Linked DNA regions of Mus musculus: region 1 is linked to region 2. The links are chromatin loops, found by intact Hi-C in ENCODE. Cell type or tissue: gastrocnemius. All regions are shown on one strand. Each heading gives the region's core, and the rest is flanking DNA. Links, peaks and the distances in the headings are about the cores only. Region 1 has its middle 140 kb from the start of Slc41a2. Region 2 has its middle 24 kb from the start of Gm33781.

The links. Hi-C counts contacts between places; a loop is a spot of excess contacts. Peaks named below come from ENCODE experiments on the same cell type or tissue, not always from the same donor. Only the 100,000 strongest peaks of a DNase experiment are listed, where the experiment ranks them.
Region 1: a loop joins it to region 2, with 3 times the contacts of the local background. A loop is called at or near these places in 28 of 42 quality-filtered maps.

What each region holds. Positions count from the first base shown.
Region 1 is chr10:83,198,603-83,206,935 of GRCm38, forward strand. No RefSeq gene overlaps it. Among named protein-coding and RNA genes, the nearest start is that of Slc41a2, 140 kb to the right of the region's middle. In gastrocnemius, for the core only: no CTCF peak of the experiment used is centred there; a DNase peak (open chromatin) is centred at 4,914.
Region 2 is chr10:82,906,394-82,914,726 of GRCm38, forward strand. No RefSeq gene overlaps it. Among named protein-coding and RNA genes, the nearest start is that of Gm33781, 24 kb to the right of the region's middle. In gastrocnemius, for the core only: CTCF peaks have their summits at 3,073 (motif pointing right) and 4,040 (motif pointing right); DNase peaks (open chromatin) are centred at 3,103 and 4,033.

The sequences.
Region 1 (8,333 bases), core at 295-8,294, 290 kb after region 2:
ATATACTTCCTGTATGGTGTGCCAGGGAGACAAGGAGCATCTTCATTCAAAATATGGAAATAAAAAATAACCTCCGCATTAATGAACTGCTGCTGTTCCTCCTCCTCCTCCTCCTCCTCCTCCTCCTCCTTCTTGTTTGTTTTCTCCTGGAGCCCAGGGCTTGAGCTTGCTATGTATCAGAAGATAACCTTATGCTCCTGATCCTTCTACCTCCTCTTGCCCAGTTCCTGGAACTACCAGGCATACAGTCCACGGCTAAATTTAGAATTGAACCCAGGGATGAGGCGCATGCTGGCCAAGTGCTCTGCGGCCAGGCCACACCCACAGCTCTTCCGCAATATTTTTAAGGTGATAGTACATCATGGTGGAGAAAAGACAAAGGCTCAGGATCTTTCCCATTGGCATGAAGGAGCCGGGCCTAGTCAGGCCCTTTACCTTTTGGGTTAAGTCAGAAACAGCCACTGCCTGGAACCAAGCTGAAGACAGAAAGAACAAACTGTCCAATGCCAGAATGGGCTCTGGGTGTGGACCTTAAGGTCCCTGAAGAGCCACTCTGCCCTCGTCCCAAATGCCTCAAGGGATCTTAAAATGTTTGCTTTCAATGTGGCTTTTTCCAAATTATGTCTGTCTGTCTGTCTGTCTCTGTGAGTGTGTGTGTGTGTGTGTGTGCGCGCGCGCGCGCGCGCGCATGCGTGCATGTTGTGTTTGGATATAAGTGTGTGGGTGGATTTGGACACACGTGTATCACAGAGCACATGTGGAGGTCCGAGGTCTGCCTCAGGAGTCACCCTTGCCATCAACCTTGTCTTGGAAAGAGTCTCTCTTTGTTCACTGGTGCACACACCATGCTAGCTGTCACATGTGCTCTTAGAGCCTCGGGTCTCTGCCTGCCATCTTACCGTGGCTGCTCGGGAATTCCAGGCTCATGAGTGGCTCTGTGAGTCTCTGCCAACAATTGAATGGTGACGTAAGTATAGGAGAGTTTAGCTTGGAATCCCATTTGGTTTTGGGTTATGCATGCACATGCACGTGCTCGTGCACACACACACACACACACACACACACACACACACACACACACACACACTGCAACCTAGTTCACTTGCATATGCTATATATACTAACTCCTCTCCAAAATGCACCTAGCAACCTCAGGAGACCCTCCTCACCCCCCTCGCATCAGGTTCCAGGCGCTCACAGCCCTGAACAGTAGCACAGATTTTTGCCACTCCAGGTAACAAGCAAATTTAGTCACTTTCTATTCAAGTGTATTCCCAGTGTATCTATATACAAAGAACAGAAGGGATGATCTGGTCTGAACTGGTTTGGGTTACATGCACAGTAAAGCAGAAATGTATCCTCAAACCTTTTAGGGAGAAGCCCCTACTTAGCATCTTATGCCTATGCATACTTGGGTGTGCATAAGATAGAATGCATTATGGGAAGGGGCATGTGTAGTGGGGAAAATGAATATATGACCTAACCTGTCAATCAGAATAAAGAACCGCCCAAATTAACCCCCTTAGTAACCAGCCCCTCTCCTTAGCCCCAGAGAGTAACAGAGTTTGAGTTCTGTCACTCAGGTGGCCTGCTGTCAATTTTAACAGGACATCCCTCTATAATCTACACTCTGAATAAAGCTATCTTGCTTCTCTGCAAGTCTATGCGAATCCATCCCTTATTTTCAATTCTTTGCATTAGAGGCCAAGAATCTGGAAACACTTGGACAGGACTCCAGCTACCAGAGACATGGGGATCCAGACTCAGGCTGCCAGGCTCGCCGCCTGGCTCGTACTTCCCTCACTGAGATCCCAACCCCCAAATTATGTATTTTCTCCTTTGTTATTAAATTTTCTGTATTTACGTGTGTGACGGTTTGTGTGTGGATGTCAGAGCACAAGTGGAGGGAGTGGGTTCTCATTCTACCATGTGAGTTCTGGAGATGGAACTCATTAGGATTGGCCGCAAGCCCCCTGGCTCACTGAACCATCATGCCAGGCAGCAAGCTATGTGTTTTCATAAGAAAAGCTGGCCAAGAGGGAAGCAACCTTTATGCATTAGTGCATAATTTAGTATAAATCGTGCAGGGTGATCCGTGCTTTCCATAGAAACAAGTAAGGCGAAGGCATGGGCGCTTTCTTCAGATAAGAATTCAGATTAGGATAGTTAACAACTGCTACAACCCACTCATCCCAACAGCAAAAGAGAGGGGATTGACCCCAGATCTGGTGACCCCAGAGTTCACAGGTATTATGTGTCTTTAGTGAGCTGAGATTTAGAAGGAGGAGGAAGAGGAAGAAGGAGAAGAGGAGGAGGAGGAGGGAGAAGGAGAAAGAGGAAGAAGAGGAGGAGGGGAGAGCGGGAAGAAGAGGAAGAAGAGGAGGAAGAGGGGGAGGGGAGGAGGAGATCCGGGAAGAAACAGGAATAGTCGAACCTGAGCTATGGGGACAGAAGCTGGCCAGCAAGTTGACAGACATCGTCAACATGGGATAACATAAGAGAACCGGCAGAAAAAGGACAACATTCAGGCTAAAACAGACACAGAAAGCTGGGCCATCTTCCAAACAAAGGCCCAGCCTTCAAAAACTATCGGACTGGTCATTACCAGATGTAGACCAAGTATTCAGAAGGGCTAGACTTATATAAAGCCAATGACAAAGTGGAAGTCATGGGGTGGGGGTGGGGGTGGGGCATGTCCCAGGGACTGTTAAATGGCAGGGTGAGCTATAAGTATCTTGTGCTATTGGCCAGCAGCACCTGCAAAATATTCAGGGCAGCAGCTCAGGGGGAAGACACCATGTCCAAGTCACCTGTCCCACAGGAAAGTCACACTGTGAGCACTGTGGGGACAGCGCCATAGGATGAGTGGCCTTCCAAAACCAAGGTGAGAAAAAGGCCAGTGGGCAGTGGGAATGTCTTAGACACGCTTAGCCTTAGTTGCCCACGGTCTCCATGAACAGAGCTCGCTCTGGGTGGAGCTCCCTGTGGGTAGACCCAAGCCATTGTACACCCCTGTCCTCGGGCAGATCTGTGAGCAGCAGAGAGTCTGGGACGTCCCCAGCTTCCCTCCACCACCATTTCCAGGAGCTGGCATCTGTGCAGAGAGAATTGTTCACTCACTCAAAGGCAGGGCATCCACCAAGGTCAGACCCATTGCCAGGGGCAGAGAGCATGAAAGACTTAGACTCTTCATCAAGGACGAATGCAGACATCTTCCCAGATACTAGCACACACACCCCCAACCTTTTGATATTCAGACATAATGTTCTCATGTACGAAGTTCACACAGTAAGCCACACAATCAGATCACACACACACACACATACACACACACACACACATGGCAAAAAACTGGTAATGTTTTAGGTAAGTTTCTGATTCTGCATTAAGCTGCATTCAGAGTTGTCCTGACCCATGTGGGTCTATATTAAAGGATTGCTGATTTATACACAGACAAAATACTAAATTCTGCTTAGGAAAGACTGGCCCAAGGGGTGGAGGGAAGGTAAAGTGATTGGAGGAATGATCCTCAACCAAACGGGATCTGGGACCCCTACAGACCAATCCCCACAGCAAATAACTGCCTGGCACCCAGGGTCAGGAACAACCAGGCTGGGGGGCCTGAGTTCCTACAGTAATCAAGAACACAAGTAGATGGAACCCCCTGGTTCTCAGGATCTGAGAAGAAGGAGGGGCAGGGAGAGTTGCCATGTGACCACCTGGAAAGGTAGTGCCTGTGGATGGGAATTACAAGCAGGAACCAGCTGAGGGATGTGGGCTATGGAACTTGATGAGTGAAGACCAGCATTTGGGGCCATAAAGGAGAGGTTCTCGGACCTCACAAAGGATGCTCTGTGGGCCGTGGGTGCTAACGTTTACTGTTTCGGACACTATCCAGCCCCGCAGTGTTTTAAGTTCCATGGGACGATATGGACACATTCCCATTTGCTGGCTGGGAGTACGGATCGGAGGTAAAGCTCTGACTTTAATGGAGAAGGACACCTCGCACTGTTGCCTATGCTTCAGAAACCTGGGGATGTGCAGGGTCCGGAGCAACGAATCTAACTGCACAGGTTGTACACTGCATAAAAATCCAGCTCAGGGTAGGGCTGACGTTTACCCTGAAAAGCAGGGTCCCCTTTTCGTACTCTGCCTGCCAAGCAATGGGCCCTAAATGCGGGGCTCCTAGAGATCGCACTGCACAGCGCCCAAGGCTTCAGCCGAATAATACCACATCCCTCATCTGCAGCTTTGAAACTCATAAAAACCCTTGAATATTAAAGGGAGAAAATCCTTAAAAGATTTTTTTAAAGACAGGTTTGAGGTAAGCTCGCTTGGCAGCAAACCCTGACCTTAGCTAACATGAGGCTAATTATAGTCTGTGCTTGTCCCACTTTCTGTGAAAATCTGAGCATTTCTTGCTGAAATATTCACATGTTTTACCAGGGGAGAGCACCCTCGCTCTCTGCCAGGAAGCAGGGGTTGGGGGTGGACACACATGCAGTTTACACTGAGAATGTGTCCCTTCTAAATGGCATCTGTGCCAAATGTTGTATCCCCTTGATTTTATAGACAGAGAAACTGTGCCCCCCCCCCAAAGGCCAGGTCACAGCTCATCCCTTCATCTGCCCTTGCCACAGGAGATTCAAGAAGCTCACGGAGCATAGCCCTGCTCTAGGAAGAGCCCTGGCCTCCAGTCACAGCAATGATGAAGCTTTCTGCCCGAAGCACACGGGTGAGGGCCAGAGAAGCCCAGGGACCAGTCACTTCCGGTGAGGAGGATGGGCGCCGGAAGGTCCGCCCTGCACCACAGCCTCACGGGGGCCTAGGGCATCCAACCCAAAGCTAGAGGGGCCCTCAATCTCCTCTGGGTGACCAGGTACAGCAGATGCCAGCGGTAAGGTCAAGGAATGGAAGGAAGCCAGCAGATTCTGGAAAGATCTGTGAGTGAGCCCTGGCTGACAGAAACAACCTGGAGAATCCCATGCTGACAATAAGCGCGTTGCCAGTTCCTGCTCCTCAGGCCCCGCTGGGTCCAGAACAAGCCAGGTTCCCACCTCTGCACCAGCCATAGCAAAGAGACCTCCCTCTACTCAGTGAAACACAGCTGGCCCCCAAAAGTATCAGCAGAGACAGACCACCAGCACTTCTGCCTAGAAGCAATGTAAATCTGAAAAGAAGCCTCATGAGATACAATGCGTCTGCCTTCTCTTATTGCCAGGAGATGATTGAAAACCCAGGATCATGTTACCAAAGTCATCTTTATCCATCACCCACCCAAATCAATTTAAGCTCCCTAAAAATATGTCCCCTTAAATCCATTTTAAAGTATTCCAATGAATATTGAACTCAGAATCATTTTGTGATTCATTTCTGAATCTCACAGTGTATATCCGAATTACATATTGAGACAATTTGCATTGCTTTATGGTAATATACATACACAGTTCTATATCTCCTTCAAAGAAGTAGCTATTCAAGGTCTTTGCCTGTTTTCATGTTTAAAGGCTTGTCCTTTTGCTGTTGTGGTTGGTTGGTTTGGTTGTGTGCTTTTCGTTTTGAGACAAAGTCTTTCTATATAGTCCAAACTAGCCTTGAACTCAATATGTAGCTGTCAAGTTGACACAAACCAATCACCTGGGAAGGCAGGTAGGTCCTCAACTGAAGAACTGCTCGGATCAGGCTGATCTGTGACCATGTTTGTCAGGCATTTTCTTAACATAACTGATGCAGGAGGGTCCAGCCCACTAAGGGTGTTGCGATCCCTAGGCAATGGGTCTGTGCTTTATAAGAAAGGTAGATGAAACAAGCCAGTAACCAAGGATTTCTGCTTCAGTTCCTGCCTCCAGATTCCTGCCTGAGTTCTTGCTGAAACCTCTTCCCAAATGATGGCCCACATAAGCCCCTTCCCATATTGCATTGGGCCATGGTGTTTATTACAGCAATAGAAAGCAAACATCTTTTATTTGAATGAAACTGAATTACTCAGCTGCTGTTTTAGTTGGGGTTGTGTCCCGCTACAGTTTGGGTAGACCTAGATCCCTCAGAAGCCTCTGTGTCAAAGGTGTGGTCTCCAGCCCATGATGCTACTGGGCAGTGTTGGAACCTTTGAGAGGCTTGGTTCTTAAATCCACTCTTAGCCGGACTTTGGGATTTTACTCAGCATGCACATTTATTCTTCTGTGGTGCTCTCTACCAGATCTGCACCCAGCTCTAGCCTGCTTGGTCTTCCAGAACTTGCTCCTCAATTATTAACAGGATTGCAGGCATTCCCTGTCTGTGATCCCAGGCTGGGTATTAATTCTCTCCAGACAGAAAATCTTCACAACGGGGATGAGAATGTAGCTCAATTGGTAGAGTGCTTGCCTAGTGTACATCACGTCTTGGGTTCCATCCCCAGCAACTCATAAAACAGGTGTCGTAGCACACACCTACTTATCCCAGCACTCAGGAGGTAATGGCACTCCTGCCATCAGAAGTCCAGGGTCATCCTCAGCTACACAGTGAGTTCAAGGTCAGCCTGAGATACAAGAGATTCCATGTATTAAAAAAGTCTCAGCAATATTGGACCTGACACCTTTGCTGCCTTTCCTTGGGGATCCAATGGGTCTTGGGGTCCAAGTGCCTAAAAATAGCTGTCTATTGTATTTCCTAGGTTTTGTATGTGCACACATATATACATGTAAGTGCATATGTGCATGCATATATGTGCATATGTGCATGAATGTATGTGCATATGTATGTGCATTTACATGCACATGTGCATGCATGTATGTGCAGAGGCCAGATGTCCACAATATGAATATCTTTCTCAACTGCTCTTTGCCTTATTTTTTGTAAAAAGGGTTCATGTACTTGGAGCTCACTGATTGGCTGGACTGGCTGGGTATGAGCTCCAGGATTCTCCTCTCTGCCTCCATAGCACTGAAATGGCAGCTGTGCATTGCCACACCCAGCTTTTTATGTGGGTGCTGAGGACCCAAACTCGGGTCTTCATACTTGCCCAACAAGTGCTTTGCTGAGCCAACTCCTCAGCCCCTTGTTTTGATTTTAATTGTGTCAGGTTGATTCTGGTCCTGACTCATTGTCATGGTCAGTTGCAGAAATCTGACTATTTGTGGTGGAGCGCACATCAGACCTGTGTGCAATGGATGGGTAACTCACTGTGACACTGCAAACTTAGTGACACTTTTCTAATCTTAAAAAATGTGGAGGGAGATTCTGCAAGATGGCTCAGAGAATAAGATGCCAGAACCAAGCCTGAGGACCTAAGCTTGATCCCAGGACCCACATGATGGAAGGCAAGTGACTCTTGCAAGTTGTCTTCTGACCTCTGCACATGCACTGTCAAACTAACATTTATAACACAACTAACACAACATTTTTTTTAAATGTACAAAAAAAATAAAACTTGTAACCAATTTTCTATTGTTTTCTTCTAGTGATTTCTCTCATTTAGGAAATATATGTCAATATGAATGTTACTTTTTTTTTTAAAGCTCCTTTTATTTCCATTGAAAGTCAGTCTCCGTCAGATCCAGGTGCCAGGGCAAAGGATGAGACTGAGCCATTCTGTGGCTCCTGCTGCCATGTTTCTTTATTGTCTCCAGAAAGCTCCGCATGCTCCTGTTGCCTGGGAACAGGGGTACATATCTCTGCTGGTTGCTGGCTCCAGGCTTATCTGCTTTAATTTCTTTCCTTTAGCTGGAACCGTGAGTAACAGCACCTAGAAAATGGTTCAATTTATTTTTCCTTCTTCTGTTCATAGGAAAATTGTGCATCTTCTCTCTGGATAATGGGTGTCTGAATTTCCTTGTGTACAAAGTATTCCTGAGCTTGGATGACAGATCAAACAGAATTACAGTGTTACAATGTGTGTAACCTCGTGACATTTTGTAGGACTGTAAGATACTACATCTTGAATAACTTTCATTTATGAGTGTGTTTCTTTTGGCCATAATGACTAGATTTTGTTCTTGGATGGGTGTTGTATGCAGGGAACTGACCAATTCAGAACGCAAGCTAGAGCTGGCTGGTGAGCACTCAGGATCCTCCTGGCTCTGTCTCTCCAGATAGAAGATTATAGGCACCTCACTGCCACCACATCTGGCTTGTTCCTTAGATGCTGGGATCAGAACTCAGATCCTCCTGTTTGTGGCAAGCGCGCGATCCACTGAACCACCTCACCAGCCCCAGATTGTGTTCTCAGTGTTTTTATGCACAGGACTCCACCCTTCCCTCCCCTCCCCCTCTTACATTGATGCCTCTGTTTATCACCATCTCAACTCAGTTTTTACCACAGCTGTGGCTCGATTTCTCTCTGTATCGGCATA
Region 2 (8,333 bases), core at 25-8,024:
TCAAAATAGCTTGTCCAAGCTTTACCCACAGCAGGTAACCCACAGAGCTGGGATTTGACTTTAGGCCGACTGTGCCCAGAGCCCATTCTTCTCACACCTGGACTCACACACCTTCTATCATGTTCCGTGTGCAGGACAGTCATGCACAGGGCCAGCCCATGGTGTGCCGTGAGAAACTCTACAGACAAAAGCATGACTGATTGGAAAGTCGTCCCAGGCCGTGTGCCTATCTGCAGGCAGCCAGGGCGAGGAGCTCTACTCTGCGTAGGGTCTTTCTGAAAGTCAGGATGAGGGAGTTGTTTGGAAATCCTGAAGACCGGGTGACAGCCACTTGACTTGGCTATATCTCCTCCCTGTCTTCCTTCGTTTCTTCTAGCTCTAGATACGTATTGAGCATCTAACACATCGAGGTGGATGTTAAGGCTGTAATGCAAGACAGGGTTGTGCCCTCCAGGTTATCACCTAACAGGGAAACCAGAGAGGAAGCAGTAATGACACAGAGATGAGATGCCTCTGGTAGAGGGAACCATGCCTGGCTTTAGCACAGAAAGTCCCAAATTCCAAGAATGCCCTTGTGTCCTGGCAAAAAACAACCGGTTTGTTAACTCAGTGGCTGAAGGGGAAAAGCTAAAAGGGTGTATTACAGCTGGAAAGTGGTTGCCTTGCATGTGTGCAGTCCTAGGTTCTCTCTCTCTCTCTCTCTCTCTCTCTCTCTCTCTCTCTCTCTCTCAGACACACACACACACACACACACACACACACACAACTTAATTTTCCTAATTGAATGAAAGTGAGGACATGACCACTCCTAGGTGTGGTTGACGAGAAGGATTTTATTGCAGATATGAAGGAGAGTATAGTCAGAGGCATCTGCAAGAGTCCAGACTGAATATGGCCAATAGAACAGACCAGGCTCTGAGAGGAGAGAGAAAGAGAGATGGGGAGAGCAAGAGACGGAGACCAAGATCTCCAGCTGTGCCAGGGCAGAAAGGTCTTCTTTCCTCCATCGAATGGCTTCTGTGCCTCTCAGAACTTAGCTGCGAGCATGGAAGCATAGGCCTTTAATCCCAGTGTAGGGTGGGTGGGGGGTAGATCTCTGTGATTTGGAGGTCTGCCTTGTCTACACAGTGAGTTCCAGGCCAGCCAGGGCTGCATATGAGACCCTGACTCAAGCAAACAAACACCCTGCTGAGTGTATTTGTGGGTCCCCTTTTGGGTTCAAGCTCCCATCCCATTGATCTCTAAGTCTCTTGCTTTGCCAGCCTCGCACACATTCGACCACTTGGGCTTTGTAATGACTCTTGAAATAGGGAAACAGAGTTCTCTGGCTTTGTTCTTTTCAAAGTTGTCTGAGTTATTCTGGCTTCCGTTCCTTTCCATATAAAGTTTAGAATAGTCTTATTCACCGCCAAACACTTCTTGCTGGCAGCTTAACAAAGAATCAACATTTTTACGACGATGAACCTGCCAATCATGAGTATGAGGTGTCTCTTTATGTATTTATAGCTTCTTGAATTCCTTTCATAAATATTTTATAGTTGGCAACACGAAAGACCCATATATGGGCTAGGGATGGAACTTGGTTGCTTGCCTGGGATGCACGGACCCCTGGGTTTGATCCCCTGCACTGTGTAAACTGGCTTGGTCTTGGCACTCAGGAGGCAGCAACTGGAGGATCACAAGTTCAAGGCCTTTTTGTGCTACATAAGAGAACGGGGAGGACTGAGGCCAGTCCGGGATAAGAAAACTCTCAAACTGTACGTTGGTAGGTTGATAACTTAAGTGCTTAATTTTGCTGTGCAATTGCAGGCACCACTGTACTTAACTTGGGACTCAGTGTGTGCTCCTTGCTTGCATACACAATTGCAGTTGGTGACTGTGCATCCTTACATGCTGTGTCCTTCCCAGACCTGATTGTTATATTGAGAGTTTCTTTTGCTGTGGTGAGTTTGAAGACAGCATTGCCAGCCTGCTATCTGCAAACATGGCATCTGCTGAGAATCACTTCCTCCAGTAAGGCCACACCTACTTCAACAAGACCCACGAGGACCATTCTTATTAAAACCACCACCCCTGGCATCCCTGGAACAAACCCCATTGGCAGTGAGGTGTAACTTTTCTTCATATTTCTGAACACTTTATAAAGGATATTTGTGTCCGCCCCACCCTAATTAGCTTTCAAAGTCTGTTGAGCCCGGGCTCAGGGTGCTGTAGCTGTGGATCTTTGCACTGTCTCCCGCTTTACCATCACAGGCATGCTAGTTTTATAAAATGAACTAGAAGTGTCTCCCCCTCTTCTATTTTCGGAAGGAGAGTGTGTGAGAGGTTGTGCAGACTCCTCTTTCAACATTTGGTAAATTCTCCAGTGACGCCATCTGCAAGTGGAGACTTCATTCCTGTGAGTTTTTAAATTATAAACTCAATTTCCTTAACAGTTGTGGCTATATTTAAATTCATAGCCCATATGGGATGAATTGTATTCTTCAAGAATTTGGTGTATTTTAAATTATCGATCGTATGTTTTCAGAGATCGTTTTAACTTCGCTCTCCTTTCTTCCTCTCACGGGAAGCAAATGCTGATTTCCCTGGAGCCTGGCCACCCTCTCCAGGGGATGCCCCACAGACTGGGTCAGTCTGGACCTCAAACAGAAACCATTCTGAGCATCCAGGAAGAAACTAGAGGCCGGGGCGGGGGTGGGGGTGGGGGTGGGGGAGGGCAGTTCACAGAACTGTCAAGCCTTGGAGATCGCTGAAGTGTCCTGGGACCAGGTAGGGCTTGTGACTTTCCACTTAACACCTTCCTCTTAGAGAACCATCAGAGGGAGAGTCAGTGGGAGCCTCTTTCTCCAGACCAGGTTTATGTCAAAAACCAGAACTCTAGCTGAGCGGTGGTGGCACACGCCTTTAATCCCAGCACTTGGGAAGCAGAGGCAGGTGGATCTCTTAGTTTTAAGCCAGCCTGGTCTACATAGTGAGTTCCAGGACAGCCAGGGCTACACAGAGAAACCCTGTCTTCAAAACAAAACAAAACAAAACAAAAAACAAACCAACCAAAACAGCCCGGAATTCTGGGTATCACCACTAGGTGGCACTCTGAACATACACTTGCCACCTGTGGTTCGGAACACTTCTGTTGAGCCAGAAAGGTCTGTGGGGCATTTTGTTCTTTCTGTGAGATGTGCTTTGGAGATGCGCAAGGACCCCCTAGAGCTCTGAGCTTACACTCGACTCCTGCAGCTAAAGTGAGGAAACTGGAGAGGTGGTGCCGGCTGCAGCGCAGAAAAACGCTGCTCAGACAGGAGTCCCCACACTGAACCTGGGTCAGGTGGCGGCAGCAGCCTATGACATAACCTCATATTGGTAAACTGTCACGCACTGCTTGAACTTTGGAAGTTGAATTGCTCCTCAGCCTCCATTTCAGACCCAAGCATGTTTGTCTCGAAGTGTCCTCCAAGGCCCCCTAGCTAGCTAGGGATTAGCTGCTCTGCCCCCTCCCCCAACTCTGCAACAAGAGGGAAGAGAATATCAAAATAGCTCAACAGTAAAAAGATCATCCTTAAAAGCAGCTAGAAGGTGGGGCTGGAGAGATGCTCACCAGTTGAGAGCATTGGCTGTGTTCAGTTCCTGCACCCACATGGCAGCTCATAATTCCAGTTCCAGAGGATTGCCCTCTTCTGGCCTTTGAAGGCATCAAGCACACATACACATACATTCATGCAGGCAAAACATTCATAAACATAAAAATAACAAATACATCTTTACCAAAAAAATAAGCAGCTAAAAGGCAAACCATTTCCAAGAGACATCACTAATATTTAATCTCTAATAAAAGTGCCTGCAGTGGGAAAGAGAAACCAGAAGTTTAGCTCTGACAAGCTCAGCCACGGAGGGAAAGCTTAATTGGGACCCTCGCTGACTGCCTCAACTTCCCCAGTCGGTTTCTGCTGTGTGCCTTGGGCAAGATATACATGGTATCTCTGCCAGATGCTGGCTTGAGCTCACATCCCTCCTGGACTATTTACTGCCCTGCCAGCAGGGGGAGCTATCCCTTCTGTCCACCTGAAAGATGAAGGTAAGGCTAGCCTCCTCCATAGGGTTGTGGGGTTCCTGCCCAGGGAAGCAGGAGAAAAGCTAAGCATTTGGTGGGTGTTTTTGATGGCATGACCACTCCTATTCATTTACATCATTTGACCTCCCAGTGTAGCACGATTGTAGCACAAAAGCTTCCCCAACTGTCCTGACAAATGAATTAAAGAAAGAAGTGGTAATGAAAGGCAGAGAGAGGGGGGAGAAGGCAGAAGGAGAGGGGGAAAGGAAAGGGGAGGGGGAGGGGGATAGAGAGGGGGAGATATTCACCAGTCACCCTGGGGAGAGGGGCAGACAGAGTCCAGGGACTACAGATCCTCAGGGAACTGACATGAACATTAGATCTAATTTTGAGGAGGAGTTGGGACTTGGGGGCTGGGGTGTGCTCCTGCCTATGCCCTTCTAGGCTCAGGTCCTACAGGAACATCAGATAAAATGGTTAGTGATCACGGAAGGGAACGACTCTGCTTCCTGGAGAATGTCTGCTCTAGGATTAAACCTTCGCACCATGGGTGACGCTCATTTCTCTCGTGGTCTGTCCTGCTCGGGTGTGACCTCAGTCTCTGTCACAAAGACTTTTATCATGTTGTTCCTAGATTCCAAGGTGATCCAAAAGGACGATGGAAACAAGACACAAGGGCAAGTTAAGGGGATGTGGGAAGAGAACGGGTCTCCTCACTTGGGAGTCTGAGCTCCCACCAGCTAGCTGTGAGGGATGGATTCCATCCTAGTTAACAGCACTGGCTGTGGCATGGTCTATACCCAACATGCACTTCACAGTCTCAAACAAGAATGTGAGAACAGCGGTGAACGTGCTTACGGGCTGTATCGATCCACCTTTCTCCTCTCTGTCTGTCAGCCTAAGATTTTTACAAATGTGGCTGTAACTTCATCTACAGCAAAAGCATGTCTTAGCTTATATGAGCAACCCTTGTGACTACTCAGTGTGCCTTATGTATTACTCTCTGTAGTCCTACTCAGTGTGTCTCAGGTACTCTTTGTGGTCCTACTCTGTGTGCCTCAGGTACTCTCTGTGATCCTACTCAGTATGCCTCAGGAACCATTCTATGACGTGGAGGCTTAGAGGGAGGAAGGGAAAGAGGAAGGAAGGCTAGATATGTAGCTCAATTGGTCTGGTACTTACCAAATGCTAGAAGCTCTCAGTTGGAGCCCCAGCACGACATAAAACCAGGTATTATTACAGGCCCAACTGTAATTACAACATTTGGTAGGGAGAGGCAGAAGGTTCAAGGTTCAAGGTCATCCTCAGCTATAAACGGAGTTAGAGGCCAGCCTGGGCTACCCGGGACCCTGTCTATAAATTAATAAATAATAAAAGAAGGGAAGAGTACTTCAGCAACCCTTTGAGATTTAACCAACATCATTTCGACAGTGTTAATATGGCAGACGCATCTCTAACTGTGCAATGGCAAGGAGTTCTCTGCAGGGACCTCTACTGAGGGGAAGGTGGGATTCCTGCCTGTACGGCAGAGAAGGCTCTCAGGATGAGCCCGTAGGAAATGCTTTTATTACGGAGAGATTTCAACAGAGGCTTGGGCACAGGGGTTACTAGAAAGAGAGGCACTCGGAGACAGCACGAGACACAGGTAAGGGTGAGTGCGGGTTTCCCAGGAAAGCCACATCCAAGTGTTTTTGCAGTGGCTGTATCCAGGTATCTTACGCTGTCAAGGTCCAGGGTGCACACACAGAACGAGGTCACAGTGTCAGCTTCTCATCCCACTTTGCATGGGTCCAAGTGAGGAGCCAGTAAGCCACCGCATGTGTCCTGGGAAGTAGAAATGTCCTTCCCATGGCTGCCATGACGAGTCACTACCCAATCAGTGGCTTACAGAGGTCAAGTTTATTCTCTTAACCGTTGTAGAGGCTGTAAGCAGAGCTGCATCCGCCTGCTTGCCTCACCGGGCTTCTAGACACCATGGCTTCTCTCACTGTGTGACCCTCTTCTGTGTGTCACTCCAACCTCTTGCTCTGTTGTCCTCTCTCCAGCCACCTGGATCCTCATTATTAACGTGAGCTCATCTGGGCAATCTAGAGTGATTGTCCATCTCTGTATTCCTGAGTTAGTAATGTCTGCATGTTCGTTACCTTTTATTGCACAAGGCAACATATTCATGTTTCAGGCAGGAATGTGCCCCTCTCTGGGGGGCTTCAGTTGGCCTTTGAATGAAAATGAGGACAGAATCCCTCCGAGGAGTGGTTGGGGAGACGGGTTTTATTGTAGATATGAGAGAGAGCACAGCCAGAGGCAACTGGAAGAGTCTAGACTGAACATGGCCAGAACAGACCGGGCCACGCACAAGAAGGGGGAGTGAGAGAGGGAGGGAGGTAGAGGAGAGAGGGAAGAGAGAGGGAAGAGGAGAGAAGGCAAAGGGACAAAGATAGGTTCCAGAGCCGAGTCAAGAGCAGAACCAAGCAAGCACCGGGTACCCACAGTGACTGAGTTATATAAGAAAGAGAAGCTAGGGTAAGAGAAGGGACTCTCAGGGCTGGAGAGGGTAGGGTAGGGGCAGGGGTGACAGGTAGGTGCTGAGAGGAGCCAGGACGATATAACTGGTACTGGAGAGAATGCTGGGAGAGACTAGAGGCCACAATCTGCTTTGTTAATAGACACCTCAAGAATGCTTTGAGATTGATTGGTTTTATTTTGGATTTGCTTGTTCGGCGACGGCGACATCTGTCCCGGGAGCTGGCCTTGAACTCATGATGTTTATTGCCTCCAGTGCCTGAGTGTTGGGATTACAGGCCTGTGGCACTACATCTAGCTAGATATGGTGTTCTGCACGGTTGCCTTTAGATCTGTTGTCAGAATGTCTGTGTCTTCCTTTCCCGTCCAGTTCAGATGTTGAAATCTTGACCCCCAAGGTTATGATAGGAGGTGCGGCTTTGGGGGAGATAATTGAGCTTAACTAAGGCCACAGAGAGCTTTATAGATGGTGTGACAGTTAGTTCTGATTATCAGCTCCTGAGTGGGGCAAGCCTTCGGCTGTGTGTGAGGGAGAGATTATATGGAGGAGAGAAGATTGACCCTCAGTGTGGGAGGCACCATCCAAGGACTGGAATCCAAGGTTGAAAGAAGAGAGAAAGAGGAGGCAGCCAGCCTTGGACTAGCATTCCCCCACCATCCCACCCTCCTCCCCCATCCCACCCCACTCTCTCCCCCAACCCCCACCCCTACCCCTTTTCACTTCCCAGTCCTGGATGAGCATCCCTCCACCTCCCACTCACTTCCTGAAACACTGAGATGTGAAGAGTCCCCGCTGTGTCCCTGCTGCCATGGTGGTCTTCCCTGCCTTGATGCACCTTCCTAAACAGGGGCCCCAAAGAAATCCTCCCTCTCTTAAGCTGCTCTGCCTGTCACAGCACAGTGCAGCTCCCTAAGTGACCTCAAGAAGTGACTCAGAGAGAGCCTCACCTCCTCCTCTCTGAAGACACCGCCAGAGGCGCTACCAAGGAACCAAAAAATAGGCAGCAAATCTGCCTGTATTGGTTCCAGACTTCCTGTTTGCTGAATATGGACAAATCTTTCTGCGGTTTGTCAGCCATTTAGCCTTTGTAAGAGTCAGAAGTGTTGACTTTGAGCCTAGAATGTACTTACTGAAGGAATGAACCGCTCACGAGTATAGTATGGTAGACATGACCGGGGCTCAGCCATTCCCATTTCTTCCCTCCTCCCTGGGTGGGAGCCCATGAGTGGTGACTGGTTCTGACCAATGACAGTGAGCAGAAACATTGTGGCAAGTTTCTCATGGAATGGATTCAAACAGCTTGGACTGAGAGTCACTGCATGAGGGACAGCTGCCCCAGATTATCAACTGAATCTATCTGCTCTTAAAAACAGGAAGGAACTTGGAAAAGTTTTGACGAAGCTTTTGTGACTGTGGGTGTCCCAAGGAGAAGCAACCTGCTGCTACTGCTGTACTTAAAAATGGCACAGCAATCATAAGATGTGACAAAGATTTACAGAATAACAAGGGAAGAGAAGCCACATATTGTGACTATGTGGATAATATGCAGGTTTATAAAAAATCACTTTTAGGGCCAGGTAGTGATGGCACACACTTTTAATCCCAGCACTCCGGAGAAAGAAGCAGATGGCGCTCTGAGTTTGAGGCCAGCCTGATCTACAGATGGAGTTCTAGGACAGTCAGGGCTACACAGAGAAACCCTGTCTCATAAAGCCAAAAAAAGTTATATTTAGAAAACCATAATTAATAAATAAAGGGTCC